Linked DNA regions of Homo sapiens: region 2 is linked to region 1. Evidence: chromatin loops called from intact Hi-C (ENCODE). Cell type or tissue: endothelial cell of umbilical vein. All regions are shown on one strand. Each heading gives the region's core, and the rest is flanking DNA. Links, peaks and the distances in the headings are about the cores only. Region 1 overlaps FOXF2 (forkhead box F2). Region 2 overlaps LIRIL2R (lincRNA regulator of IL2RA).

What was found. Peaks named below come from ENCODE experiments on the same cell type or tissue, not always from the same donor. Only the 100,000 strongest peaks of a DNase experiment are listed, where the experiment ranks them.
Region 2: it touches region 1 in a loop (10-fold over the local background); 11 of 110 quality-filtered maps call a loop at or near these places.

Annotation. Positions count from the first base shown.
Region 1 is chr6:1,392,018-1,406,930 of GRCh38, reverse strand. FOXF2 (forkhead box F2) reads right to left here. Exons shown (of 2, transcript NM_001452.2): 2 at 11,328-12,235. The coding sequence ends at 12,072. Among named protein-coding and RNA genes, the nearest start is that of MIR6720, 9.1 kb to the right of the region's middle. RefSeq lists a silencer at 4,898-5,047 and an enhancer at 6,396-6,897. In endothelial cell of umbilical vein, for the core only: a CTCF peak has its summit at 9,759 (motif pointing right); a DNase peak (open chromatin) is centred at 9,790; H3K27me3 peaks cover 4,280 bases.
Region 2 is chr6:181,428-196,340 of GRCh38, reverse strand. LIRIL2R (lincRNA regulator of IL2RA) reads right to left here. Exons shown (of 2, transcript XR_926349.3): 1 at 11,970-14,913; 2 at 8,595-11,835. LINC03066 (long intergenic non-protein coding RNA 3066) reads left to right here. Exons shown (of 8, transcript NR_126020.1): 3 at 6,692-6,865; 4 at 8,435-8,605; 5 at 9,780-9,985; 6 at 11,532-11,748; 7 at 13,867-13,975; 8 at 14,646-14,875. Among named protein-coding and RNA genes, the nearest start is that of LIRIL2R, 8.5 kb to the right of the region's middle. RefSeq lists enhancers at 2,307-2,376, 6,973-7,032. In endothelial cell of umbilical vein, for the core only: a CTCF peak has its summit at 7,357 (motif pointing left); a DNase peak (open chromatin) is centred at 7,350.

The sequences.
Region 1 (14,913 bases), core at 6,655-14,654:
GCTTTCCAAATTAAAACCCCTCAATGACTCAGCCTCTGCTAGGGACTGAGAAAAAGAGTCTTGCAAGGGCCATCGAGAGAATGCCTGGGTGAAAGCCAGAGGGCAGTGCGGGAAAACTGCAGTCCCCATCTCCAGCGGGCCTCACAGATTTTGCCTCCCCAAGCCTGGTTCAGTTCCCTGGGGGTAATACGGCAATGGCACCCCCACCCTCCCTGTGGGAGAGGGGCTTGAGTGCTGTGTAAGGGAGTCTGGGCCAGACTCTGGTTTTGAACTCTGAGGGCAGGTCCTCCTCCTCTCCATGCACCCCGGAATCTCCCTTCTTACCAAGCCTCCTCCTGCCGAGCCAGATCTCTGCCTGGGGATTCCTGCTTTCCTCCTCCCCTGTGCCCTGGGTGGGAAGTTGGCCTCTGAGGGCCGGGCCTGAGCTCCCATCCCTCCCGCCTCACTCCCGGGGAGCCAAGACTGGGCCTGGACACACCTGGTTCTCATTTGGGGTTAAGCTGATGGAGACACGGCCCGCGGGCTCTCAGAGCAGCTGGTTCTCTCCCATGGGACCTCAGTGGAAAGGGTGGGAGTCCTGGAGGCCATGCAGGCTGCCTTTGCCCAGCCTCCTCAGACGCTGGGGTCTGTTGCATTCTTTTTTTTTTGAGATGATGTCTCAGTCTGTTGCCCAGGCTGGAGTGCAGTGGTGTGATCTCGGCTCACTGCAACCTCCGCCTCCTGGGTTTAAGAGATTTTCCTGCCTCAGCCTCCCGAGTAGCTGGGACCTCAGGCGTCCACCACCACACCCAGCTAATTTTTGTATTTTTAGTAGAGACAGGGTTTTACCATGTTGGCCGGGCTGGTCTCGAACTCCTGACCTCAAATGATCCCCCTGCCTCAGCCTCCCAAAGTGCTGGGATTACAGGCGTGAGCCACTGTGCCCAGCCAAGGGTCAGTTCCATTGTTAGGGGATTAATGGATGACATCTACTCCAGTGTGGGCTGTGTCTTGGGCTGTTCATGAACTTAGTGGACAAACACCCTGTATCTTACACCCAGAGTGTATCTTACCAATTGTCAAGCTCAAGGGGTACACAGATCCTGCCAGGAAGCCTCCCCCATCCTTTCACAGACCAGCCCGATTCTGATGTGTGGAGTCCGATGGAGTTGGGTTGGGGTTTCAGCTGTCCCAGTTACCAGGTATGTGACTGCGAATGATCTTGCTCCTCTAGGAAGTGGGTTTAGAAATACTTGCCTCCTAAGACTCTTCAAGATCCCACTCACAGATGGCTAGCAGAGACCCGGGGCCCACAGAGAGCTGCCTCTGTGAATGCCCAGCGTTTGTACTGTGCAACGATGCTAGCTCATCCAAGTTCAAAAAGGGGAAAAAAATCTTTGTCCTGTCTTCTTCCTTTTTTTTGAGAGGTGTGTGCCTTGATGCAGAGACAGTGTCTGATGCAGTTTCAGGGGCACTGCTGCCTCTCCCAGGGACTTGTGGAGTCCATAACTATAGGCTTTGCCCTCCCCAAAAGAATGCAGTCCCGCTGGGGGCTAGAGCTCATTTGCGTGCTGGCTCTAGCGTTTTCTCTCTGCAGGAAATAAAATCTAGCTTCCAAGCCACTCCATGCTCAAGGCACAGATGGAGAGAAGGGATGGGCCTCGCTGGTCTGGCTCTCTGAGAGCCTATTTAATCTGGAGCTTACTAGGGCAGGGGAGAAGGCCTGGGGTTGTGGACCCAGAAATCAAGTATATTTCTGTCCAGCTGTGAGCTCGATTTATAACTGTTATGGTTGAATTATGTTCTTCACACTCCCACCTCCCCCAAAAAGTATGTTGGAGTCCTAACTCCCAGTGACCTCATTTGGAGATAAGGTCTTTACAGAGGAAACTGAATTAAAACAAAGTCACTAGGGTGGGCTCTGGTCCCGTATGACTGTGTCCCCATAAATAGGGGAGATTAGGACAGATACACACACAAGGAAGAGCATGTGGGGACACAGGGAGAAGACACCGTCTGCAAGTCAAGGAGAAGGGCCTCAGGAGAAACCAACCCTGCTGATACTTGGATCTTGAACTTCCAGCCTCCAGGACTGAGATGATAGATTTCTGTGTGTAAATCACCCAATCTGTGGCACTCCGTTGCAGGACAGACCTAGCAGATGCCCTATGGCTTTTCTAGGCCATAGCCTCTTCAGGGCTGCTATCTGGAAGGGACTCCTGGGGCTGTGGGCGGGAGACAGCCCACAGCCATCTCTGGGACATTATCTTTAGTGTGTGTACTTGTGTTATTCCCAGGGCACAGTAAGGAACAGGGCTTTCCCTATAGCCTGGAGGGGCCTGTCTGTGGGCTTCACTGATCTGGCGGCCAGTGCCCACTGTGAAGACCTGAAGCTGGAGCAGCCTCCTTACTTGGCACTGCTGCTCAGTTGCTCCTTGGCAGAGATTCACATCCGGGTGGAGGACTCCCAGCCCGGCGACCTGCCCCATTCCTCTTGGGATGGGGACTTGCTTGAAAAGGATGGGTCATCTAAGAGGAAGAGGGATTGCCCTTGCTGATCAAACCCTGTTCTTACCATTGCAAGGGGACACCCCATGTTCAGAGCCTGAGTCAGAGCCCTGGGACCTCACCGCTTCCTGGAGCCATGACGTCCTCTCCACACTCCACGCAGATAGCTGGCCAGCCTCGGCTCTGGGCTCCTGGAGGAGGCACCCTCCCTAGCCTGTTCTGGGAGATGCTGCCCTGTGCTGTGGTTCCAGCTGGGGGCCTTGTCCATGGCCAAGGGGCTTGGGTTGGCCTCTGAGAACAAAAGCAACCTTTTAATTTAAAAGAGGCAGTTCTTCCTGTTTCTGGGATTAGAGCAGGGTTGTGATTAGAAAAAAGGAAACTTCAGAAGATGATGAAACCACTGTGGTGGATTTGGAGATTTGGGAGGATGGCAGGCGTGATGGGATGTCAGCCTTTAGTGCTTGCAGATAGACCCACAACTGAATAGCAGATTGTGTGCGAGTGTGTGTGTGTGTGTGTGTTTGAATGTTGCTGTGTGTGTATGCATGTGCGTGTGTGTGTCTCGGTGTATCTGCATGTCTGCATGTCTACATGTATGTCTGTGTGTGTCTGTGAGTGTGGGTCTCTGTGTGTATGTCTATGTGTGTCTGCGTGTCTGTGTGTATCTATGTGTTTGTGTGGCTCTGTGCATCTGTGTGTATGCATGCATGCTTTTGTGTATCTACATATCTCAACATATGTGTCTGTGTGTGTCCCTATGTCTCTTTGTGTTAGATGTCTGTGTGCAAGCGTGTTTGTGTGTCTTTATGTCTGCCTGTCTATATCCTTGCTTGTGTATGTCTGTGTGTGTATCTGTATCTGTGAGTGTCTATGTGAGTGTATGTGTCAGTGTGTGTATCTGTATCTGTGAGTGTCTATGTGAGTGTCTGTGTCAGTGTGTGTGTTAGTGTCCGTATTTATACCTCTGTGAGTGTGTGTGTGGATCTATGTCTGTGTGTGTGTGTCTACATCTGTGTGTGAGTGTGTCTGTGTTTATGTGAGTGTGTCTGTGCCTATGTGTGTCTGTGTCTATGTCTGCATGTGTGTGTGTCTGCGTGTATGTCTGTGTCTATATGAGTGTGTGTGTCTGTGTCTATGTGGGTGTCTATGTCTTTGTGTGTGTTTGTGTGTGTATTTGAGTGTGTGTCTGTGTTTGTGAGTCACTATGTGAGTCTGTGCATCTATGTGTGTCTCTGTGTGTGTCTATGTGTGTGTGTATGCGTGTCTATGTCTGTGTCTATGTGTTTGTGTCTGTGTGTGTCTATGTGAATGTGTGTGTGTGTCTATGTATTTGTGTCTATGTGTTTGTGTGTGTCTGTGAGTGTGTGTGTATGTGTGTGCATGTGACTATGTGTGTCTATGTCTGTGTGTGTGTCTGTGTCTATGTCTCTGTGTGTGTGCCCATGTCTCTGTGTCTATGTCTGTGTGTCTGTGTGCGTGTGTCTATGTGTGTGTGTTTGTCTGTGTGTATGAGTATGTGTGTGTCTGTGTATCTGTGTGCATGTCTGTGTGTGTCTATGTCTGTGTGTCTGTATGTGTGTGTCTGTGAGTGTGTGTCTGTGTGTTTCTATGTGAGTGTGTATGTGTCTGTGTGTATATGAATGTGTCTGTGTGTTTGTGTCTATGTGTGTCTATGTCTCTATGTGTGTGTCTGTGTGTGTCTATGTGTGTCTCTGAGTATGTGTATATGAGTGTGTGTCTGTGTGTGTGTGAGTGTGTGTACGTCTCTCTGTGTGTTTTCTTTAGGCCGTGGCTTCCCTGTGCTTGGCCTGGAGCCCCGGGCGTCCTTGGCTTTGTCCTCTCCCGGTCCTGCGGGCGGCCCCGGCGTGGCCCTTACTGCTGGACTACTGTATCTTAGAGCACAGGGCTGTGAACAGCCTTTGCCATCATGCCAAGGAGCATATTGACAGCTGCCCTTGGAAGAGGCCCTGGGCAGGTAAGGCCAGGCGGCTCGGCTGCACCAGACGTCCAAGGCGCAAAGGGACATGTCCCTGTGACCTGAGTTCCCACAGCCTCATCCTGCCGTGGCGTGTCCGTGCCTTTCCTTTTCTGTGTCCCTCCCTCCTTGAGCTCCTGCCCTCATGCTCGGCTCTCTCTCTTAGAAAAAGGCCTGAGTAACTGATTAATGTGGAGCTATGCCTGGTGCCTGCTGGGCTGTGCGTCCCTCCTCTGCAGAGTCTAGGGGTTCAGCGTCTGCTCCCAGCTTGAGGGAGATGGATCTAGAGCAGCCGTCACCTAGGGAGCCCCAGAAGCCCCTGCCGCCCCAGGCCCATCCAGAAAGCTCGCTGTTAGGGTCTGGGGTGAGTTGGGGAGTCTGCTCGAGTGTACTGGGGTGTAGAAGGCTTGCCTGACAGCTAGGAGAATGCGGCTGTGGCCATAGCTTCCCCACCTGTAGACGGCTGTCCTGGAATGAGGGCGACTGTAAACGCAATCCTGCTCTCCAGCAGCATGGCCTGAGCATTAGAAGAACCAGGGGAGCTTTTTTCTTTTTAATTTTTAATTGACAAATAATTTTGTGTATTTATCAGGTACGATGGGATGTTTTGAGCTACGTATACATTGTAGAAAGAGTCAATCAAGCTAACACCATCACCTCACCGACTTCCCGTTTTTTTGTGGTGAGAATGTGAAGAATCTATTCCTTTAGCATACATTATTATTACTATTAACTGCGGTCACCATGGCACACAATAGATCACTAAAACCTACCCCTGCAGTCTACCTGAGACGTGCCCTATGGTCAATACCTCCCCTTTCCCCTTTCCCCATCCCTTCTTCTCCCCCAGCCTCTGGTAACCACTTTTCTACTCAGTTTCTATGAGATCGACTCTTGGATTCTCCATATAAGTCAGATCATGTGGTAGTTGTCTTTCTGTGGCTGGCTTATTTCACTTAGCCTTAAGTTCTCTGGTTCCATCCATGTGGTCTCAAATGACAGAATTTTCTTCTTTTTTAAGGCTATGCCGTATTCCAGGGGTCCCTGACTCCTCTGCCCCGTCTGTGGAAAAATTATCTTTCATGAACCCGGCCCCTGGTGCCAAAATAATTGGGAACCACTGTCATATTCCATTGTATGTACAGGGAATTCTAAAAATCTGTTCATCAGTTGATGGGCACATAGGTTGATTGCATTTCTTGGCTGTTGTGAACACCGCTGCAGTGAACCTGGAAGAGCAGACATCTCTTCCGCATACTGATTTCAGCTCCTATGGAGCGTCCTCCAGAAGGGGGGCTGCTGGAGCCTCTGGCAGTTCCATTTTTAGTCTACAGAGAAGCTGCCATACTGTTTTCCAAAATGGCGGTGCTAATTTACATTCCCGCCAACCGTGCGCAAGGGTTCCTTTTCCCCCACATCCTCGCTAATACTTATTTACTTTTTGTCTTTTTGATAAAAGCCATTCAGATGTGTGTGAGGTGGTATCTCACTGTGTTTTCATTTGCATTTCCTGATGAATAGAGAGGTCGGACATTTTCCCACAGACCTGTCGGCTGTATCCAGGGAGCTGTTAAAGTACACCTCGGCCTACCCCAGGTGACTGTGTGAACTGGCCGGATGGGCCACGGGACGGCCGCAGGGGGTTTTTTTTTCCCCCTGGAGCTTGCTGGGCTACTGTGCACTCACTCAGGCTGTGAGCAAGTGTGTCATCCAGAGTGAGTCCGTCAGCGGACCTGGTGTCTTTGGAATCCCTATTGAGATGCCAGATCCTGGCCTGGTTCCCTGTGTCTCAACCCAGCTAAGCAATTCTGTTCTGACAGCAGGTCCAGTTCCTCCCCTCCTTGAAGAACAGCTCTTAGCGGGGATTAGCACACGGCGCGCTGGGGCCCAGTCAGTCAATCAACACGGTCTACCGACACTTCCGCTCTGTGCTGCGTGGAGCTGCTGAAGGAGGAGCGAGGAGGCAGGTCTTCCTCTCCCCACACTCCAGGCTTGGACTCCACCTAACTCACAGCGGTTTCCAAATCTGAGGGGGAGGTGCTCTGCCAGTTTGGGGAGGTGAGGCCGTGCCACCCGGCAGACGAGTCACTGCCCGGCTGTGACCGAGCCTCCGTTGCCAGGCTGGAGGGTGGAATGGGCCCTTCGGAGGGAAAGCTGTCCCGCTGTCCGCTCCGTCTGTGCTCTCGTGAATACAGTTAAGCCCACAGGCCTGGCGATGCAGCCGTGGGATGGCCAAGGCTCCGTATCTCACACACGTCCCCCAGGACATGGAGAGATGAATATTTATCAGTTGGATTGCTGTGGACTTGGGGCACTCTGAACTCAAAAAGAACTTCCAGGACTTTCATTTTTTCCCCAATGACCTTGACGTCTGTGTGCCCTGGCCCTCCCTGGCCATGTCTACATTTGTGGTGTTTTTTCTTGCTAAGATAGTGTTTCATAGAGGCAGGTTTGGTAAAATGTATTTCCGTTCGGATAAAATATATTAAAATATATTTCCATTCTAAGTAAGTCAGTGCCTGTTTTGAATTAATCACCATGATGCAGAGTAATTAGGTATAATACGAATCTACAAAGAGAGTGTTTCTTTTGGGAAGGAGCTGCTAATTCCCTTTAATGCCATACCGTGGCCTATCCTAGGGACCTGAAGATTTTCCCCAGAAATCGGACTTCCACTTTCTAAAATCTAAGTCAAGATTGTTCTCCCTAATTCTGTATAAGTCGCTGTGGCAGTTCAGAAAATTTGATCATGCACAACTAGAGAATTCACTTACTTCCCCAGAATTCAGGCCAAGCCAAGTAAAACAGAAGTCCATGGGTCTTTCAGCTCGTGGGTTGGCACTGGGGACCTGGAGAGAGAATGGTGGCCTCAGAGGACAGGAATCCAGCTTCCAGGGCTGCCTCTCAGCTCCAGGGACAGGAGCTCAGGAAATGTCTGCAGACTCCTCCTCTCCAGACCTCTTTCCCTCCTTACCTCCCTCCCCCTGCTTCCCTCTCCTCCTCCTCCTCCACCCTTTCTCTCCCTCTGTCTCTCTCCCTCCTTCCTCCTCCTCCTTTCTTCCCACACCCTCCACCCATCTTTGCCCTTCCTCTCTCTTTCTCTGTGTATCTCTCTTTCTCTCCCAGTCTCTCTTCTTTCTTTGTCTCTCTCTTACCCCATCTCACTCCCTTCCTATCTCCCTCTCTCCCTCCCTCCCTCTCTTTCTTCTCCGTTTCTTTTCCCTTTCCTTCTCTATGTGTCTCTCTTCCTCTCTTCTCTCCCTCTCTCTTCCTTTCTCTTCCTCTTTCCCTCTTTTTGACTATCTTCCTCTTTCCCCTCCTTCTTCTCTGTCTCCATCTCTCTCTTTCTCTTCCTTTCTCTCCCTTTTCCTCTCTCTGTCTCTCTCCCTTCTTCACCCACGGTTCTGCCTACCCATTCATATCTAGGGATCACTATTGCTATCCTCTGAGATCACAGCCCCCCTTCTTTGCCTTTTCTCTGTTCTACCCTCAAAAGGTTTTATAACCAATAATGGAGTTTCTTTTCCTGTCTGCTCCCATTACTGCCTCCTTCTGTTTGTAGAATTCTGACTGGCTGCTGTGTGCAAGTACCTAGACTTATTGTTCCACTGAGGCAGGTAGACTTCAATGATTCCATCTGACTCCTCTCTGCAATGTTTACTACAATAAAACAAGAGGCCTCATTGCTTTGAATAAAAATGGGGAGATCCTACTTTCTGGCCTAGGGTTCAAAATTAAGCCTTGCATTTTCCTAGGGGCCCATAATCAATCACAGAGGCATTTAGATGGACAAACTATTTGAAAAACCTTTCCAGATCTTTGCTTAACCAATTAATAGGCTATCCTTAATACCTATCCATTGGAACCTATAAAAAGATCTGTAATCGAAACTGCCTTTCAAGAGCTGCAGTTTTCAGAGTGTGGTCCCAGGACCAACATTATCAGCATCACCTTCTTTTATTAGTTTATTAGGAATACACATCTTTGAACACAACCTTGGACCCACTGAATCAGAAATGGAGGGTGGGGTGGACCCACAGCCTGTGTTGAACAAGCCCTCCAGGTGATTCTGATGTGCACTCAAGTGTGAGAACTGCTGCTTCAGAGGGAATATTCCTGCCACTCAAAGATCTGCAGTGTCAGTTGCAAAATTCTTAGAGGCAGTGTTGGAGAAACGAGGGAAATAAACTGAAATCAGAAGACATGGGTCAAACCCCCCAAAGTCATGACCTAGTCAGGAGCTAGTACAGATCTGTAAATAAGGTCAATATCAGCACCTCAGAGGGATATTGACAGAATTAAGTAAGATAGCCGTGTGAGATTTGGTAAGACAGCCACGGTGCCCAGCACTTGATGCATGATGCTTAGTAGTTCCCTGGTCTTGTCTTTATGTATACAGCTCCAATGAAACCAACAAAAAACAATAATTATTATAGAAAACAATAAAATCTTTTAATATACCACTTTATTCCGCCAATGAGCAGAAAACCTAAGTTCAAAATCCATTTGACGAAAAAACAGTTGAGGTATTTATCCCTAGTTGAGTTAGTTCATTTATTTTCACTTATAAAGGTGTAGCACTTTTTTTCAATTTAATCACTAACATTTGAGCAACTTTTAAAGCCAAGCACTGCATGTTTCTCCAAAAAAAAAAAAAAAAGGGTGAATATAAATGAGTCTATGTGTACGTGTGTGTCTTTGAGGGACAGTTAGGAGAGAAACAATTTTGACTCAAAAGGAAACAAAACAACAGCCTTATTTGGGGAGAAATGTAGAAATGAAGAATATACGTAGCAAGTCAGGGCTTTAGCATCTGCTGAGCATGGTCAGGCCTGTTCTTACTGAATTGTGATCTGGTTTCAGGATGAGACAGTAGGCGAAAAGAGTAAAATAGAAAAAAGCCCACGCCTGGGCAACGAGGCAAGACCCCGTCTCTACAAAAATTAAAAAATTAGCCAGGCATGGTGGTGCGTGCCTGTGGTCCCAGCTACTCAGGAGGCTGAGGCGGGAGGATCACTTGAGTCCAGGCGGTGGAGGCTGCAGTGAGCTGAGATCGTGCCATTGCACTCCAGCCTGGGCAACAGACCACGACCCTGTCTCAAAAAAAAAAAAAAAAAGGAAGAAGAAGAAAGAAGAAAGCAAAGTATTTCCTAAAACTGGAAACCATAACTTATGAAAGTGAGATACTTAAAAATGTCTCTATTGGAAGGCACCACAAAACGGGTCATTTTGTCAAGTTCTTGCGCAGCTTGAAGGAATCATTGAGTCGCCTTGGGCGGATCTCCTCGCGCCACCAGGGGGCGCGCTGGGCCTCCCAATGCGGCCAGGCAGGCAGACGCAGTTTTCGTCTTTGAGGTCCTGTCATTCTCTGTATAAACAAGTTACGTTCAAGTGTTTAGGATATAAATTACGACCATGCCGGCTGCCTCGGAAGGAATGTAAACACAGCACTGTGGTCGGAGCAAACTCTGAAACTGACTTCATAATTTATAGCAGGCCCCCGAGTAGCTCACTATAAAAGAAAATAAAAAGGCCTTATTTAACTGCAAATATGATAATGGAGAGACAAAAAATGTTTAAATCACTTCTTAATTTTAGAAGATATAGGAAGGAAACCTAAAGATTAGAAAGATGGTTAAGACTTTCGGAAACAAGATGTTTCACTCAGGAGACGCTCTTTGCAGTGAAATTCACTTAGAATACAAAAACCCTGGGGTGTGAAACAGTTCCCTACGAATACCAAGAGTCTGGTGACTGACTGGGAGAAAGACCTTTTAAGGGATAAGAAACAAAGGTGAGTTTTCCAATCAAGAAAGAAAAAGCAAAAAACAAAAACAAAACTCCAGCCCTGAATTGGAGAGGAAAATGCACAGCATGATTGGAGCAGATAATTTCTCTGCTTCTCTCAGACCCATTGTCCCCAACATGGCTCGTGATGGTGAAGGGCTGCTGGGACAGAAGGTCAGTCCTCCTGCCTAGTTGGCCCATTTTGCTCTTCCATCGGGAGCGTCACCAGCTCTGCCTGTAACACTGGTGACTGGGAAATCTAGCAGGAACAGAAAAAGGGGCTGAGGGGTTCCCTTGTTAAATCCCTGGTTAAAAGGGAGGAGTGGGGAGAGGAGGCCGGGAGGAAGGAAGGGCTGAACCGGCTTGCTATGTGCCGATGCTGAGCAGGGCCAGCCAGGCTCTGAATTGGAGGGTGGGACAGGCCGCAGCCACAGAGCAACGTGTGGGGAGTCCAGCTTCTGTATTAAACTCCCCAAGGAAGTTAAACCCCCTGCTGGGAGCCTGCCCCCTGCAGCTCAGGGATCCCCCTGCATTCTTCAGATCTGAACCCCATTTCTGACAGCATGTGACCGCCACCCATAACAAAATTGCAACGTGCAAAGGGAAGAAGCAGGGTGCTGTTCTTTGGGCATCCAACCCTGGAGGGGGGCTTACCACTGTGCCCCACATCTGTCAACCCATGCCAGTCGGGAGGGAGAGAGGGCAAAGGGCAGAACACTCCCCGGGCACAGGAAAGAAAACAGAAGGGGCACAAAATTGGTTTCCTCAAAATCAAACCCTGGTCGGTATCTTGCCTGGTTTTCTTTCTAGTTCCTTTCACCTTCTGGTTTTTGTTTTGCCAGAAAAAGCTGGGGTGAAGTAAAGAAAGAAATAACAGAAAACGTTTCTTCCACTGTTTTTCTCCTGAGAAGACTCACAATCAGAACCTGGCCTGTGTTACTCAAGGCACAGACCCCACACCATGTCAGTTACACCACTGGAGGGGGTGTGGGTAGAGTTGCACAGCTGCCTGCCGGGGAGGAGAAACTGGCATCCATTGCTCTCAGGGTGCCCGAAGAGAAAATCAGCCCCTAAAACAACTATTTGTTATATACATTTTATTGAAAAAAAATTTTACAACAAAATATTTTGGCAAACTGTAAAAGTATACATAAGTGCAAATATATCCTCCTTTTAAAATACAAGCAAAGTGTGAGTATACACGGTCATAAAAATATCTTTAAAATATGGTGGTAGAAAACAACCTTGTAAAAACGTTGTATTGTCACAATACTGAAAACCACTTTCTTAAACTAGACACATTGTTTCTAAATAATTCCTTAATAATGTTCTTTGGCACCTGTATCCAAATGTAGTGTCTGGGGAAAATGACTCTCCCACTCAGCTAGGCAACAAGAAGAGGCTTTCTTGAAATCTTGTGCTTAGCACTGCCTTTTTGAAAAGCACACAAGTTTTCTTAGACACACACACACACACACAACTTGTCTGCTTTTTTCACACCCTGATTACTGAAGGCAACGAAGATCCCACAGATACACGTTGATGCCTTACGCATGGCACATCTTCCCACCTGAGTCTGCCCTCTCCCTCATGTGGGAGCCTGCAGGTATTCAGATTGGGGAACGCTACCTTGCCAGCGGTTGTCCTTCTTCCAGCAGTAGGCAAATAACAGTGACCAACGCGATCCTGGGCATTCTGGCTAAGTGGCAGGTGTGTGGCTTACTGCTATCCGCGTGCATGTGACTTGAATCCGTCCCAGTTTCTATCTGCCCCCTCTGAGGAGGGGAGAGGAGAGAGCGGCCATCGCTTGGCCTCTTTCCGTTCACATGACGCAGGGCTTAATATCCTGACAGACGCTCTGGTGGTGATGGTGATAATACGACCCGCTAGCTGAGGGATGGAAAGAAGAAATCCCATTGAAGTTGAGGACGAAATCTTTTCTGTCACACACTGGAGTAGAGTGATGCTGGTAACGGGGCAGTCCCACTGAAAGAAGAAAGAAAAAAAAACCTCTTCAGAAACAAAGTCATCCAGTGGATGGCAGGGTGTCTTATTTTGCCTCAGAGTACAAAAGGTGCTGCTGTGCCTTTTAGTAAATTGCTAGACAGCTGGTAGAGAAAGCCCAGCTTTAGAAGTAGCTCAAACACACCAACTGCACGTCATAGAATTGCTTTGGAATCATTATGTTTTGTTTTGATGCTCGCACAAACACAGAGCAAGTTCCCCCTCGAGGGGGATTCTTATGTCCTGGAATTCCAATTTTATTCTCTGAGGCTGGGGCGTGCACTTTAATCTCAGAATGAGCACAGGTACCGGACAACTAGACCCAGACTCTGGTTCCGGGTCTCTCCCGGCAGAGCTCCTGGCCTGTGCTGCCCTGAGCCCTGGCTTCAGGGAGGGCCAAGCACCCTACCCCAGAAACACCACTGCGGCCTTCTTTCTGAGCCTTGTTTCCCAACTAACTGGGCCGGTCACAGCAGCGAGCGCAGAGGACTCCCTGTGCCAAAGGGGACGATAGAAAACAACCCAATCGCAAGATGAAGGGATGGGGCAGAAAAGCACGCCTCTTCTCCTGCCCCTCCGCAGGCATCTTCGTGGGTCCCGAACGTCTTAGACTTCCTCTAGAGAAGCCGGGACTTCAGGGCGCAGAGAAATGCCCTTTGGTCCGAAGCATCTGGCAGCGCGAGGAGTCCCTGAGGTAGCCCCAGGCTGGAGGGGGACAGAGAAGGCCTGGACCCTGCTCTCCCGGGGCGGCTCCCCGGTCCCCGGCCTGCACCGGGCCGCTTGACCTCCACCCGCCGCCGGCTTTTGCTTTTGCTTTCTCGGCGCCTCCTGGCCCCGGGGCGCAATCGGCCCGCAGTGCCCTGCGCACTGGGCCCCAGAGGCTGCTGGACCGGGCCCTCTCGGCACCGGGCTGCGTTAGGTCCATTCGCCCGGGTCTTTTCTTAGTTAACCGAGTGGTGTGGGGACCATAAAGTGCACGTCGCTTCGGGCCGGATTCAGTTTTTCAGTGCAAGAAAACCGTAACCACGGCCCGCCGGGCTCGGGCCCTGCTCTCGTGGCCTCAGCCCCGCCGTGTCCCCGCAATGCCGGAGCGAGGCGGCTGCTCAGGGGCCGCTGCCTACTTCCTTGCCCGCAACACCTACCCGAACACACCCGGCGCTGCGCTAACGCAGCTGCCCTGTCCCGCGAGCCCCGATGTGTGCGCGGCGCTCTGCACACAGGTGAGTTCCCTCGTCGCGTTAAAGCAAGTTCTGATGGCAAGTCCTGGACCACAAAATAGCAGGCTCGGGAGGAGAGAGGGCGAGCGCTCACACCTGCCCACGAAGGCGGCCGTCGGCGCTTTGATGTGCTGAGCGGGATGACAGAAGCCCGAGCTCCTTCCTGAAGTGCTCGCAGGGCTTAATGGAGAACTCCAGGGCAGCCCCTGCGCCGGCAGGGGCACATGGACCATGGCCACCAGGCCCAGGAGCGGAGGGCGCGGCCCTTGGGGTGTGCTGGGGGAGGGAGGGTCGTGCTGGGTGTGTGCGCGTAGACATGTGCTGATCTGTGTGCCGGGGAGACTGCCTTGGCCACCCCCGCGCCTCGCCGGGCCCCCAGGCCTCAGTGGGCGGCGCGCTCCCAACTAGGCCCCGCGGGGTCCCGGTGCATCCGGCCGGCTCCTCCGAAGCCTCCACCGCTGGCGCTCCAGGGAGATGGCAACAGGGCCGGGTGGGTATCCTATAGGGACGGGAGCAAGACAGCGAGGAAGGAAGGGCAGAGGGTCCCTGTCGGGCGTCAGGCCCGAGCTATTGTCTCCCCCGGGCGTTCCCAGACTCGGTCGGGGGTTCTGCGAGGCTCCCAGGGAAGGCCGGCCGCGGGAGGCCGCTGGGTAGGGGCACAGAGGCCGGCTTGCTTTGCTGGGCAGTTTTCACCCCCTCCAAGACAGTAATGTATCCAGATTCCGAAGTTTTGGGAGCTTGTGCCTGCGCCCAGTGTTATGAGGTGGGGCGAGAGCAGCCTTGAGGAAGGGTCAGGAGTCTCTTTCCTGTGTGCTTTTTTTTCTTCCTAGAGTACGGTTTCTCCAAGGCTGCTAAGCCTCAGAGTCCGGGTTCAAGTTGAGTGGATCTGCCGGGAGAGGAGAAGAAGGGGAGCAGGGAGGGCAGCTGGCAGGCTGGGAGAGGAGCAGGCAGGCGGGGAAGGGAAGGGGCCAGTGCACCGAGGGGTGTGTGTGTGTGTGTGTGTGTGTGTGTGTGTGTGTGTGTGTGATTGACAGCCGGTCCAAGGGAATACAAAAATAAGAGGGGAAGGCCGCCTGTATTGGTTACTTGTTGAAATTCCCATAAAATTGAACAAGACTCTGTTCTCAGTGGGTTAAGTCAGGCTAAAATCCTCTCCGGTGTGGTCCTGCCGAGACTGTCTTTGTTTGGTTAACCTCTGAGACCCACATTTAAAAGGCCTATTTGGGAAATTTCACCGTCCAGGGAACCAACATCTTTTGCCCATTTCTGGGCTTTCCTTCTCCCCGGGTGCTCCCGCTGCACACCGGCTCAGGAACACATAAAGCATGCATCACCCTCCAAGCCACTGTCTCATTGCTGTGGGAGGCCAGTGTGAGAGAGTAGCTTGGGGCCTTGCCTTTGACTGGCAGGCCCATGGGATTTTAATCTGCAGCCCTAGGTGCT
Region 2 (14,913 bases), core at 4,023-12,022, 1.2 Mb after region 1:
TAGGACACACAGAGGAGTAGAACTGGTCTGACTTAACCTTGGCAGCCCATGCTTATGAGAGGCTAAATATATCTCAGTGCTCCCTGGACTCCGGTCAAAGCACTCCCTCCCTCTCAGGCCTCTCCTCCAGAAGGAAGTCAGATGACCATTTCCTATCATGAATTCAGCAGTGTCAGCCCACTTACATCCAGGGCATGATTTTTTATGTCATAATAAGCCTAAAGGGTGGAATTCAAAATACTTTTGTTTATCACAATTCATGTGGTTTGGGGTTTTCTTAAATAAGACAGTGACAGGCACAGATACAGACATCGCAGGGTGTTGTGGTTCTGGAAAACACGTGCAATGGGGCCAAGGGAAAAGACAGCTCCTCTTGAAGTCAGAGGTGACTCATGAAGCACAGCTCTCTTTTTGTTTTCAGGATTCTGTGAGGTCCATGACTTTCCAACAGTTCTGAGTTTTGTCACTGCAGAAGGGCCCATGCTCTTTATCCCAAGGCCACCCCATGGGAGAGATGGGCTGGACTGCCAAGTGTGTTTCTGGATTCCTACTCATGGAGGCCAGGTTCTTTATGCAGCCTCTGCCTTACAGCGCTCCTCTAGATCAGAGCTCAGAGGATGGCCTGGCACAGTCAGCATCAGTGAAGGGGCAGGAGGAACATTAACGACCTGGAAAAATGCAATGCTAAGTGGCAAAAAGCTGGTTACAGACACAACTTATACAGCATGACATGATTTGATATGAATGGAACACTACAAAGACAAATACCCATTCCTAACAGCTGCGATGTTTTCTTCTCCAGCTCTGTAGTTTATATTGTATCTTTAGGTCTGTAATCCAGCTTGAATTATCTTTGGTATCAGGTATGAGGTACCTGCTGAGTTCATCTCCTTTTGCATGTGGATCTACAATTGCCCAGCACCATCTGCTGAACAGACTCCCCTTTCTCCATCAAATTGTTTATGCACCTGCGCTAAAAGTCAATACACCATATTGGTATGGGCTGTTTCTGGACTCTTTTCTAACCCACTGATCTATTTGTCTATGTTTAGGTGAATACCACATGGTCTTTTTTACTGTAGCTTTATAGTCATCCTTGAAATCAGGCAGCATGCGTCCTCCAACTTTATTCTTCTAATCTATTTATTTCAGTTTTGCTAAAATATTTCAGACATCCGGTATTTGCAGATAGTATGACATTTCCTAATTGTCCCTAACAACATTGACATTCATTCCTTCTTGTCCTCTAATTCTCGGCCCCTCTTCGTGTTTCTAGGAACGATTATCTCTCTAACGTTCCTTGTTCCTCTTTCCCATTGAGACCCTGACCGCCCTTATAGAAGGAAGCAATACACAAAACAAAGCACCATCAACCATTATCCAGGGCCAGTGGATCGCTTCTCCTCCCACGCCAGCCATCCGAGAAAGGCTCAGCTATGCATCTGCCCCACACATCACAGAGCAAGAGTGTGGTTCTGGTAATCTGTGGGTGTTTTTTTTTTTTTTTGAGACAGAGTCTCGCTCTGTCACCCAGGCGGGAGTGCAGTGGCACGATCTCAGTTCACTGCAACCTCTGCCTCCCAGGTTCAAGCAATTCTCCTGCCTCAGCCTCCCGAGTAGCTGGGATTACATGTGTGCGTCACCACGCCTGGCTAATTTTTATATTTTTAGTAGAGATGGGGTTTCGCCATATTGATTAGGCTGGTCTTAAACTCCTGACCTCATGTGATCCACCTGCCTCGGCCTCCCAAAGTGCTGGGATTACAGGCATGAGCCATCGCGCCCGACCATCTGTGGGTTTTAATTTCACTACAACAAAGTCGCTGGGCAGTTGTGTATTTGCTGGTATTTTGTTCTTTTGTGAAATTAAGTACGTTAGAATTTAGGAAATCAAATCTCAATTTTATCTCTGAGTTGCTTTCTGATCTTGAACATCTTCTCTCAGTATCCAACTCACTGTTCTTATGAGAGTTATACATCCTCTGAATCCTGGCTTTTAGATAATAAGGTGCAACATAGTACCCCAAAAATATCTGATAAATGACACATACCCGGTAATATGACTGTGGCTTTAGAAAAAAAAAAAAAGCACAACACTGTAGTTAATCACAGGGTCTATTTCCGGTGTCACAGTGAGTCTCACAGGACAAACACATCAAACTAGGTCCCTAAAAATGTCAAGAAAACCCACATATCAGCCTAAGAGGATGATCAGAAGTATGCTGAATCATGTTGCAGCTAAAAAGGACCGGGGGAATTTTCTCAGCCTTGTTAATCTGCTCAAGAGGCTTAAAGTAAGATGAGAAAAATGAAACAGAGAAGAGCTGGAGGAAGGAAAACCCAGCAGATGTGTATTCAGGAAGTTACCTTTTGAAACGTGCGAGGTGCTCCTCTGAGTGGCCAAGGATCTGGAAGACTGATTATAACGTTCTAGGGAAATGGACTCTGTGCGTGGGAGTCCCTTGTCAGTGGGAATGCCCCAAGGTGCACACTTAACACTCAAAAGGTAGCAATTACCAGCACAGTTGTGTAATCCTTCCACCCCCAGAGCTCTCAGACAGTCATGTGTCTCAGGATTCAGGTCCTGCAGTAACTACGGCTTAACAAATCATCATTGGTGATATCTCTGGAGTATTTAGTACATTCCAGGCACCAAAGCACATGTATTAATTCATTTAATCCTCACACACAACCCTAAAATATGGCTATTACTACTATTCCCATATTACAGATGAAGAAACCAAGGCCCAGAATTTTGCCAAGGTCACCCAGCTAGAAAATGACTATGCTCAGACTTGAGTTAAGCAGCCTGGCTCTAAAACCAGAGCAAACAACCCTGATGCCATCCTGCCACCATCTCTCCTAGTCTTCAGCCATCCTTCATTATAAAAGCATCAGATTCTGTACACACACACACGACACACACATACACACATGACACACATACACACACGACACACACGTGACACACATACACACGACACATACACACAACACACACATACACATGACACACACGTGACACACACATACACACACACAGTAGTGTTCCTTGGCTACACAGTTCATTGGTTCATTTGGTCAGCACTGTCTCCCAGTGATTGTCGAGTTCCCCCCCATTCTATGTGACCACCACCATCCCACCCTACCGAGAACAGTGAGATTGATGCTCACCTTGAGTCCTTGGGTCCTGAGGTCTGTCTTTTCTTCCTCCTAGCAAACTCACTTCCCCTGTCTTTCTCTGAATCCTACTTCCTTGTGTTCAGCTGCGGACCTGTGCTCATTGGGCCACTTTTTTTTTTTTATTTTCCCTGACAGAGTCTTGCTGTCACGCAGGCTGGAGTGCAGTGGCACGATCTTGGATCACTGCAACCTCCGACTCCCTGCTTCAAGCTATTCTTCTGCCTCAGCCTCCCAAGTAGCTGGGATTACAGGCATGTGCCACCATGCCCAGCTAATTTTTGTATTTTTAGTAGAGACGGGGTTTCACCATGTTGGCCAGGATGGTCTTGATCTCCTGACCTCGTTATCCGCCTGCCTTGGCCTCCCAGAGTGCTGGGATTACAGGCGTGAGCCATGGCACCCGGCCTGGGCCACTTTTCTCCCAGCCCCTGTCCTGGCCTCAAAGCGCTGGCTCCCAACCCCACATGACTCTCACTTACTTAGCTGCAGGAGACGTCACTTGTTTCAAGCAGGAGGTGAGCTCTGGAGTTCAAGTTTCTTCCCAAGAACATTTTTATTGTTCCATATAACACAAATACAGAGCCCATTTGCCAAATGCTCACTCGATAGGTTATTCTAAGGGAACATCCCAGGCCCCTTTCCAGAGGAAGGCAGGGCGCTTCCGGGAGGAAGGGTGTTGTGGGAATCCCACTGGAAGAGGCTGCGGGAAAGCCCGGGTGTGACTGGGCCTCCCTCAGCAGACGGTTTAGGTTGAGCAGTGAGTTCCTCCACATGTGGGGTCTGGGGCTGGCTTCGTGGGGTGACACCCAGGCTGTCCCTGCACTCAGAAGGGCCCACGCTTGCTCTGCTGTCACTGGATTGACATTCTTAGTCATTTTTGAACCATGGATCCCTCATTTTCATCTTGCAATGGGGCCTGCAAATCCTGTAGCTGGTCCTGGCCAGGCGTGTCTCCTGGAGCTGACTGGCTGGAGGCTGGTCCTCCACCCATGCTGGTCTTTGAGCTGGCCGATGCTGGTGATGTGGACCTTCAATACTTGTATGAACCATCCGTCACACAAGTACAGGTCTCGGTGAGTTCCTCATGCAGGGACAGCCCTGTACCTTCCTGCTGCCCTCTGCCCAGGCCCCAGCGGCAACAGCTCCTGTGGCTTCTCCAGCCCCAGCACGCAATCCGGGGCTTCATTATGAGCCAAGTGAGGCCAGCACCCCTCTGTCTTCTGGGGACTTCAAATCGCTTTGCATTTTCACTTCAAGGCAGCATCTCTGGGCCACCAAGGGCTGCAGGTGTCCAAGCAGAAATGGCCTCTGTCTGAGGCTGCTGCAGACGGTACTTGTACAGACAACAACCTCTGACCTTGAGGTCACCCTTTGGCCAATGACCTTCCATTGCTAAAGGAAATCAGGAAGCTCATAGGTTATGGTGCTCCTGAGCCAGTTTTCACACCACACTGCACTCTGGCTGGGGCTAAGTCCTTGCCCTCCCGCGGCACTTTGAGACAATGAATCATTCCCTTGTTGGGTGGGGAGGCACAGGTGGGTCCCTATCCAGGGATCATGACCAAACACACCCAGGCACCTGATGGCTGCCCCCAGCCCTCCCTGAAGAGCTCAATCACTCCTGTGGAGGTGGAGCTCAACAACACAACACTTCTCTGAAAAGAACTTTGGGCCTCAGGGCATGAGGGGGGTGTGTGATGTCATGGGGGCTTCTGGGCCCCTTTTCTGTTCTAGTGAACCAGAGAAGGTGATTGTGGCATCTCAGACCCCCAAGGAAGGGGGAGGCAGGGTGCAGCCACACAAACAAACAGTGAGCAAGTTCCCTGCGGGTTCAGAGCCCTGGCCTTGGCACCATCATTCACTCTGTAATCATTGAGTTGGTCCCCAGATCTTCCGCTGATTCAACGCTCATGTATTAACCTCCTGTCCATCTCAGTCGTGTGCTGGGCGAGGACCAGGACACAGGGAAGCCCAGTCACAGCCCCGAGGCACGAGACAGCAAAATCACTAAGCACAGAGCTATCAGGCCTCTGTTGCAGCGCTGGTAAAGCTCTAAGAAAGCACAGTTAAGCATCAGGAGGGTGTCACTGAAGAAGGGAGACTTAGGTTGAACTCCAGCTGGGACTCAGATGTGAGCAGTTGCCATGAGGCTCCTGAGAACTGTCTAGCTCCTGAGTGTGGTTCCCTCCCAGGTAGGACGGGAGGGGTTCAGGGGAGGCAGAGGCTTCTGACTTGCCTTCCACAGTGCTAGGGAGCCAATGTCTGTCCTTGAGCAACCATAGCAATGTAACAAAACTGGTTCTTTATGGTTTGGGGACTGCAGCACTTTGCAGAGGATTGGCTGGGGAAAGACAGGTCAGTAGACAGAGGCCCCCTGGAGGTGAAGGTGCAGGCTGGGGAGTGGGCGTGGGAGATACAGGGAGGCTTGGCTAAGGCTGGCATTAGGGAGCAGGAAGACACAAAGCTCTGTCTCAGGCTTCTTGCTTGGGTGTTGTTCTGGGTTGAATCCTGATTCTCTTTTCCTCGAAAAAGAAAGTTTCTATGTTGAAGTTCAAAGCAGTTCTTGAAAATGTGACCTTATTTGGAGACAGTGTCTTTACAGAAGTAATCAAGTAAAAATGAAGCGTTAGGGTGGGCCTTAATCCAATATGACTGGTGTCCTTACGGAAAGGAGAAATTTGGAGACATGGACACACACGGAGAACATGTGAAGATGAAGGCAGAGATGGCAAACACAAAGATGGCTAGCAAACCACTAGAAGCCCTCAGAGGCTCCAACTCCGCCAGCACCTTGCTCGCAAACTTCTTGCCTCCAGAACCGTGAAAGTATAAAGTTTCCGAGATCTTAGGCCCCCTGGTTTGTGGTTCTTTACAGCTCTGACAAACACACACAGATGCCTATGAAAGGGTGATGGCCTCAGAGGGCTAGGGGCTGGGGAAGCCAGCCGGTTTGAAGAAGAGAGCTTGTGTGGGGTGGGACCTGCTGAGGAGGGGTCCAGCTTGGAATGTGGGAGTTGTCAGGAACCCCTGATTGGAGCCAAGGAACCTCCTGGCACAAAGCAGTGAGTTACCAGTCTCAGGGGACACTTAAAATTGGAGCTGGCAAGGGGAAGGATTAACAAAGGTGGCAGAAAACAGTCACAGAGGTAGGACAGGGCAGAAAAAAAAACAAAAAAAACAGTCACAGAAGCAACGAGAAGAAACTGTTGAGAGGGTTGAAACCCTGGGGACAAAGCAAGTGGGAGCAGGCCGCCCCGTTGCTGTTGAACGCCCCGGGAGTTCCAGTCCAACCGGGAGGTTTGCCTCCCCACTCCGAAGGAGAGGGGGCTGCCCAGGGGGAAAGGACTGGCCTTCAGAGTGAAAGGAGATTTTCAGCTATTTGTTATTTTGGCCATTGTCCTAGGGCAGGGGCCGTTTCTGAAGTTTTATGTGGAGACTGAATTTAAATCCAGCCACTGAGCTGAAGAGAACAAGATGTACTTTTTTGCTTTCTCTCTTTTACTCTTAGAAACTTCATGATGATCAACCACACCTCACATTTGCTTCATTCAGTCTATGGACCAGGAAGAATTTTCTGTGACACATTCAGGTTCTTACTCATTTACAGAGTCACAGATCTGTCAGCCTGGGAACCGGCCCCCAAATGGAAGACCTAGGCAGTTCTGATGGGTCCATCTGCAAGGTATGTTTTGCAAAGGGCCCCTTTACGTTGAATTCCCTTTCCCTGAAACATGGCAGGGGAGGAAGAAGACACACACAAAAACCCTGTGTTCTGAAATAACAGGAATTCAGTGACAGGCCTCAGAGGCTTGTTGTGTCCTTCAAAAGTCATCCTCAGAGGTAGGGCCATGTCAATGTGAGAATCTGTATTCAAATGAGGAAGCCACCTTACCCATGAGGGCCCTTGTGCTGAATTTTATGGAAAGATCTGGAAGTGTTGCCCACACTCAGGTACTATTAGCAAGTGTGGGGTTCATCCGTACATCAAATAAGGGAAGCTGATGTAGAGATGAACCCGTGCCTGCTGATTGGTAGGATTCGGATCTGCAGGATTATATGTGTGACGCTTAGGAGTTGGGTACAACTTTGTTAAAACAGAAACATTTTCTCACCACACCAAAGAGGCTGTGGCAAGGCCTGCTTCTCCCACAATCATCTGGCTCCCTCTAGCGGGTCCCTGGCCACTGGACAGTGAGGTGGAGACTATGGTCTCGCCCACGCTAGCTGACCGACCCATCTGTCAACTCCAGCCCAGAGCTGTGGGGAAAGGAGTCGGGGAACCACCTGGAGGCTGAAATTCGGATGGAGCCCTCAGCTCTCAGGCACCCTCCTTCGTGAAGCCTTCCCAAGTCTCCCTGTGGTTTATCACACGCTTATGTGTGTTGATGTATCAGGCACATATTGCCTAAGAATTCACGTACGTCTGTCTTTTTCTCTAGACCATGAATAACTTGAGTATATATTTTTTCTGTGTTCATTTTTGTTTTCTTGGCACCTAGTACAGTGCCTGGGACAATAGTGTTAAAAAATAAGTGTTTAGGCCCAGCGCGGTGGCTCACGCCTGTAATCCCAGCACTTTGGGAGGCCGAGGCGGGCGGATCATGAGGTCAGGAGTTCAAGAGCATCCTGGCTAATATGGTGAAACCCCATCTCTACTAAAAAAAACATACAAAAAAAAGTAGCCGGGCGCAGTGGCAGGTGCCTGTAGTCCCAGCTACTCGGGAGGCTGAGGCAGGAGAATGGCGTGAACCCAGGAGGCGGAGCTTGCAGTGAGCCGAGATCGCACCACTGCACTCCAGCCTGGGCGACAGAGTGAGACCCCGTCTCAAAAAAAAAAAAGTGTTTATTGACTTAGTAAGGAAATAAAATGCCAGCTAATTCAGGCTCCTGTGCTCCATATACAAATAAAGGGCTGGCACTGCCAAAGTTAATCTATACAACAGTGGCTAAGCTCTTATTTCTAAGGATGCAGATATTGGGGGATATGAACCTTTCATAATGCACATATTTTGACAGAGTTAAAGCCTTAAGTTTTCTGGAAGAAATAAAATGTTAACTGGATCACTACACTTTTAACTTCCATAATCAAAATATAAAATCCTATAAACACATGGCAGGAAGGTTTTGATGTGTGACTTACTGGGAAAGCCCAGGGGTCTAGGGTGGCCAAGGGCAAGGGGAAGAAATTCGGGGCAAGGAAGCACTGACTGTCCATGTCTGATGGGGACTGAACATGCTCTTGTCTTTCAAGGGGAGTCACAGAAGTGTGTGATGAGGAGAGGAAGAGATACAACAGATGTCTTATGAGAAGCAGAGGGAGGACCTCAAGAGACTGCCTGGCCCAGTCCCTCACTAGGCGTAAGAAACAAACTCACCCATCCAAACCCGAAGAATGGACTCAGAGACCCAGAGAACAGCGAAAGTGAGATTTTTAATAAACAGTCAGTCTTGCAAAATCGGGTGTCTGACGGACAGGCACACCCAGCAGTTTCAACAAGCAATTTGTCCACTAGTGTGCAGGCTCCTCCCCCAGTTTCCCACAGGCTGAGTACTATGGGGTCACAACCTTCCTGGACGTCACCTATTGATTGTTAGGCAGGGGCTTTAGGTGTTTTTGTTTGTTTGTTTGTTTTTAGGGTTGTCTTGCTGCATTTTGTCACAGCCCACAATGCATTGCAATCCTAGTCAGCTCAGGGGCTCTTCAAGTATTTCACTTACGACCTAAGTAGCTGGGCTGGCTGATAAGAACAGACAAAGGGAGCTATTTTGCAGGCTAGTAGTAAGCTTTCATTTTAGACTAAACTTCTTCGGTTCTGGTGAAGGCAACTAATGGGGGGTAAGCGGGGAAAGGGGGAGGCCTACAAGCAGGCATCAGCTATCCAAGCAGGGGCCTCGAATATCCTGTTTCTTCTGTAGTCTGCTGACCTAAGCCAATTTAAGGCACTTTGTCTTGGAAATGCAACACTGTATACATTATGTCCTTCACTGGTGAAAATGAGAGGGGCTGTGACTGACTCAGTCCCATAGTCACAGGCACCGGAACAGTCCCCAGCCTGCCCCTTGACTCAGAGCCCCCATCTCCAAACTGTGCCTCAGATTTGGGAGCACTAACGCGATAACTTTGACTTCTTTTGTGCTGTAGTGACCAGCCTTCTGAAAGTGCCCAGAAATTCTCTCTGAAGTGTGTTTGAGGCCATGGGACGGAGGGAAGTGGCCTTTTAGCAGTACTGGGCAGGCAGAATTGGCAAGAGTAATTGGAAAGCTAAGGTACCTCAGCAGCAAGAGGTCTGGGACCACAGAAGCAGGTCAGGAAGCTGTTTTGGGGCCACTACGACCTTTGGATGTGGACTTTGCTTTCAGGCTTACACAGTGCCCGTAAGTGAGCTGCACTGCAGCCCTAGCCCTGCCACTTGTGAGTGAGCTGATCTCAGCAGGGTGGTATGCTCCCTGCTCCGTGCTCCCCTGCTTTGCAACACCACAGCCTGCGTGGTTAATATCCCGGATGACAGTTGCTTGTTTTTATTCCAACATGACCAGTTAGAAGCAGGGCAACCGTGGACAAGGTGGTGAACCCCTTTGTACTTCTGTGTTTTCAGTTGAAAAATGGAGACGTCAAGTTCCCTAGTCACAGAGCAGCTGTGATGGGACCCACGTAAACAGCCCTGATCAGTAGTGAAGAGCAACATGTGGCACACAGGGCCTCCTGCACAAGCAACAGTCGCTGCTTGCTGTTACTGTGGGCTCCACGTTGGGATCAGACACACCTGTCTTCAGTGGCTTGCAGTTGCAGCAAGGACCGAATGTGAGTGAAAGCACTTTGTGCCTGGAAATGGACAGAACATTGAAATATGATGCCCCGAAAATCGTCCAGAAGACAGGTGTGGCCTGTGGGTGCTTGATACATGGTGGTGGCTTTGTTACTGAATAACAGGGAGGTATGATTGCAAAGGTCACTGTTGCCTTCAAACTCTACATTTTGGTTTGAATTCCTTCTGAAACTTGCTTCTTGCACATCTCTGCTCCTGTAGTCCATCCACAAAGGGCCATCTGAGGAAACTTGCTCTGCACCACGCTCCCCCATGGTGCCAGGAACACAGCAGTGCACAAGACAGACATGAGTCTGCTGGGAAAGAAACATTAGGCAAATACAGTCATCCCTGGGAATCTGTAGGAAATTGCTTCCAGGGCCATGGGTAAGACATGAAAATCTGCACATACTCAAGTCCCATAGTGAGTCCTGGGGACCGAAGGTTATGAAAAGCCAGGCTTCCGTACGGGCAGATTTAAATCCTGAGAATACTATATTTTCTATCTGTGTTTGGTTGTGGATACAAAACCCACGGACTGTATTTTTTGGAAAAAAAAATCCATCTCTAAGTGGACCCTCGCAGTTCAAACCGGTGTTTAAGAGTCAACTGTAATTTCAAATTGGTATCGCAACCTTATTAAGACTGTCATCTGGGATTTGATTTTATCCTTCTTAGAAGCTATTCAGTCAACCTGCTACTGTTTCCTGGATGTTATGTCCAGCCGCACTTCTGTGTCAGTTCCCCTCAGTCCCAGTTCCCTCACAGGTGACACAGCAGGCTCAGATGAATGCCGTGTGTGCAGCGTGAAGCGTGGAGCTTGGAGAAGGCGCTGTGCTTACAGCAAGCCAGAAGCCAGCCTGCTGTTTGCCTGGAGGATCATGGGGAGGGGTCAATGTTACCTCACCTCTCAGAGTTATCAGCTGGACCTGAGAAATGGGCCAGCTAAGGGACACTCAGGGCCTTGCAGTTGTGGCATGCTCAGCAAGGGACAGGGTGCAAGGATGGCCTCTTCCAACAAAGACATCAAAGGCTATCTATATACATCCATGATGCTATCACTTTAATACAACATTTTCTTCTGGTTTTATTCTTCCAGAATTTGCCTATGTACATACATATTTTTGGAATTGTAACCATGGCATATATAACACTTAACATGCTGCTTTATTCACTTAACTGTGTATCCTAAGCAGTTCCCCATACTTCCGCACAATTTTCACAATTATCTTGCACATTCCACTGTGTTCATGGACCATCATGGTTGGACATTTAGGTGGCTCCCACTTTTGTTCTTGGCCTGTCTTTCTGAAAACATACGGTGAGCACAGTAAAGACAAGACACTGGAGCTGGGCAGAGCAGATTCTGCCTGCCCGTGTGCTTTCTGGGCCCGCCTTCCATCCCACTGCTCCCTTCAGCATCCTCGGCCCAGGAGGATGAGACTTTCGGGAGCCTCAGGAGCTTATGCCCAGAGAAGAAAACACCTGGTTCTCAGCATCCCACGTAGTAATGATGTCGAATGCTCTTTCATCTACACACAGGGTCTATTCTAAAAGAAAACATTACAGGCAGGCAGTACCAGACCACTGTGCTTGCAGCCCTCATGAGAAGGCTCAGAAGACACAGGAGCTGCCCTGGGTGTGAATTTCGTGTCCATGCTGGCTTCTCGCAGTGGCCCTTGGCATAGGTTGGGATCTTGCAGCAAGATTCTTCATCGGTTTCTCCATCTCTGAAGACTTCTTGCCAACAGCTGTACACGTGAATATATTATTTTCTCTTATGCAGCTGTCTGTTTTACATGAGTAGAATGGATGTGTGCTTCAGGGTCCCAGGAGAAAACACATGCTGTGCCCAGACAAGACAGGAGCTGGGCTTAGAAAGGGCCCTGTTTACTCGAGGTGTGGCGGGGGGTTTAGCACCACAAAGGAAAGGGAAGTTGACTCCTACCCATGTGACAGGGAAGCTTGTACCACTCTTACCTACACGGAGAGCCCAGTATGAGAGGAGAGGTAGGTAGAATGGTCTGCATGGAGAGAGCTGGGGCATCTGGGCCCAGGTAGCTCCAGGACAACTGTGCCAGCAGCTGCTCTACAGTCTCCTCCAGGATCTCCATCTACTGAGCCCACCTGGAAGCTGCAGGGTGGAGCTCTAGTGTCCAACCAGGTCCATCTCCCAGAGTGCTCGGCAGGGCAGAGGAGCATGGGCAGCAGTCTGGAAGAGCAAAAGAAATCGGGCACAAAATTCCTAAGGAGACAGTAAGTTTGCCAAAGGGCACAGACACGTCCTAAATTCATAGCTTGCTAGAGTTAAGAGCATTAACAACAATAAAAATGCTCCTTGCCTGTAAATGGGATAATCATAGAATGACTAAATGAGGTCAAGTCACTCCAGGACCATGAAAACAGAAAAGAGCACTAGAAGAGGTTGAACTTCATGGGTGGGTGGCAGACAGTGCATGGGCTACACCGAGGTACTTTCCCCACTGGTACTGTCCCTAATTCACCTTGCCTGATGGCCTAGACTCAATGTTAGCAGCTGCCATGCTGGCCCACCTGGGGAAGGCCACAGAGGGTTCGTGAAGCAGCCTGCTGTGCTCTACTTAATCCTCCCATGACCTTTACCTGTTCCTCTTATCTTGCAGTTTTTGGAAGCATCTTTTTCTCTGGGGCTTTGTGATGGCCAATAAGGAGGCCTGAGTCTCCCCAGAAGTTGCCCAGCACCTACTTGCCCAGCCCGCACTCCAGCTGTGGGTCAACTGGGAAGGAACAAAAACAAGACAAGGGGCTCCCTTCTGCTCCCACTCCCAGAGAATGAATCCCCCAGCTGCCTGCCCGCTCCTCTTTAACTGAGTCTTCAGATGAGGTGAAGCGGTGGGGTCTTCAGATTATCCTGTCCTGGGAGCAGAAAGTTGAGTTGCAGAAGGAGGCCTCGTGTTTGAGGAGCTGGGGAACATTTCCTCCTTCATTGATAGGTTCCTCCTGTCTCAGGCCTGAAGCACATCTGAACGCAGAGGCAGGAGAACGGGCAAGGGAGAAATAGGTATGGCTCCGGGTGGGAGGAGGGCCCGGCATCAAAGGATCAAAGCCCCCACTTAGCATCACAGTTTGCCTGTGCACGTTTCTGTGAATTAGGCAAGCAAGAGATATATTATTACAGCATTCCCTAAACTCCATTTCAATCATACCCAATTTCAAAAGGTGACTAACAGGTGAGGTGGGATGGCAGAAAGATCCCCGAGTCACAAGCACCTGGAATCCCCAGGCTGGCGCTTTCTGAATCATTTAGTTGGATGAGATCTTAGAAAACCTTGCCTCACCCTTTCTGGAAGGCCATCATCACTTCCAGTGAAGCAAACCTGTTGCCTTCCAAAGCATCAACAGCTCTTATTGTTAGAAAATGCCACCTGAAATTTAGCTGAAACAGTCTAATGGAGTGCTCAATTCCAAATGAACTTCTCTACCTCATTAAGTAGAATAAGAAAATTGTAAGCCTCAGACATCTTGAATTTAGTCTTTGTCAAAATTACGGTGAGGCTTGATCCCTCAAACTTCAGTAGCAGGAGACTTAGAGGGCCCAGTTGCTGCTGACATTGTTAAGCACTGAACTGATATTAGCATTTGCTTAGAAAGACAAGAGAATACCCACATATCCAATACGTTTTAAGTAAAAATCTATACTTCTTTTGTATGTTGTCATTTAAAATAATGAATTTATCAGCTTAATTAGATAGAGCAAAAGTTTTTATGTAATTTGGAAAGTTTGGGTTAATTGTCCCACCTCGAGAACGTGGATGTTTATCACAGGAAATATTTGTCAGAGTGTTTGTTGTAGAAATCCGTGATGCTCACTTCAAGCTATAATCTGTGTTTGCCACAGAGGTTTGTTCTAATTCCCCAACCTTGCCACGACTGACCTGGGTCATCACCATGTGCTTATTGAAGAGCCTTGGAATACTGTATAGACCCGTACAGAGTTGTTCAAATAGGTAAGCACTTTCCTTCTGGTGAATTTTTTTTTTTTTTTTTTTTTGAGATGGAGTTTCACTCTTGTTGCCCAGGCTGGAGTGCAATGGTGAGATCTTGGCTCACTGCAACCTCCGCCTCCCAGGTTCAAGCGATTCTCTTGCCTCAGCCTCCGGAGTAGCTGGGATTACAGGCACCTGCCTCCACGCCCGGCTAATTTTGTATTTTTAGTAGAGATGGGGTTTTCTCCATGTTGGTCAGGCTGGTCTTGAACTCCCAACCTCAGGTGATCTGCCTGCCTCGGCCTCACAAAGTGCTGGGATTACAGGTGTGAGCCAACGCGCCAGGCCGAAAATATTTTATAATAAAGTGACTGTTGTAGATCAACTTTATAATACAATGCGGATTCTCAATTCTTATAACAAAGACTAATGTACATAAATTTCAGTATGTTTTAAAATTAGCCAGTACTTAGTAGAAAGCCCATATAGTTTACTGTAGCACTTCTGCACTTATAGTTTAGGTCTATCTAGATGTATGACTTCTCAGATGCTGCCGAATATTGACCTTTTGCATGGTATTCAGTCTTTGAATTTTTATTTCATAATATGCTGGAACCACGATATTCTATCTGATCAGCAACTGGTCTGGTATCTGGGGCTCATAATTTTCTTTTTCCGCTTCATATTTCAGACAATTGAGGACGACTATAATAGTTTCTCATTAGAAATACATGCTAATAAACATCATGTCTTTGGTATTAAGTGGCAATTAGATGAAACAACCTGAAATTCTGTCTGATACCAAGATTGAACTTTGCTGAGATTACTGTTTCACTCACCGAAAATATCAGAATACTCAAGGGAGTTATTTTTTTTCTTAATGTAACTTTCATAAAGGAAATGAAAGAAATGTGGAGACTGAAAACAGTTGTCTGGTGTCTCAATACTGCATGCAGGTT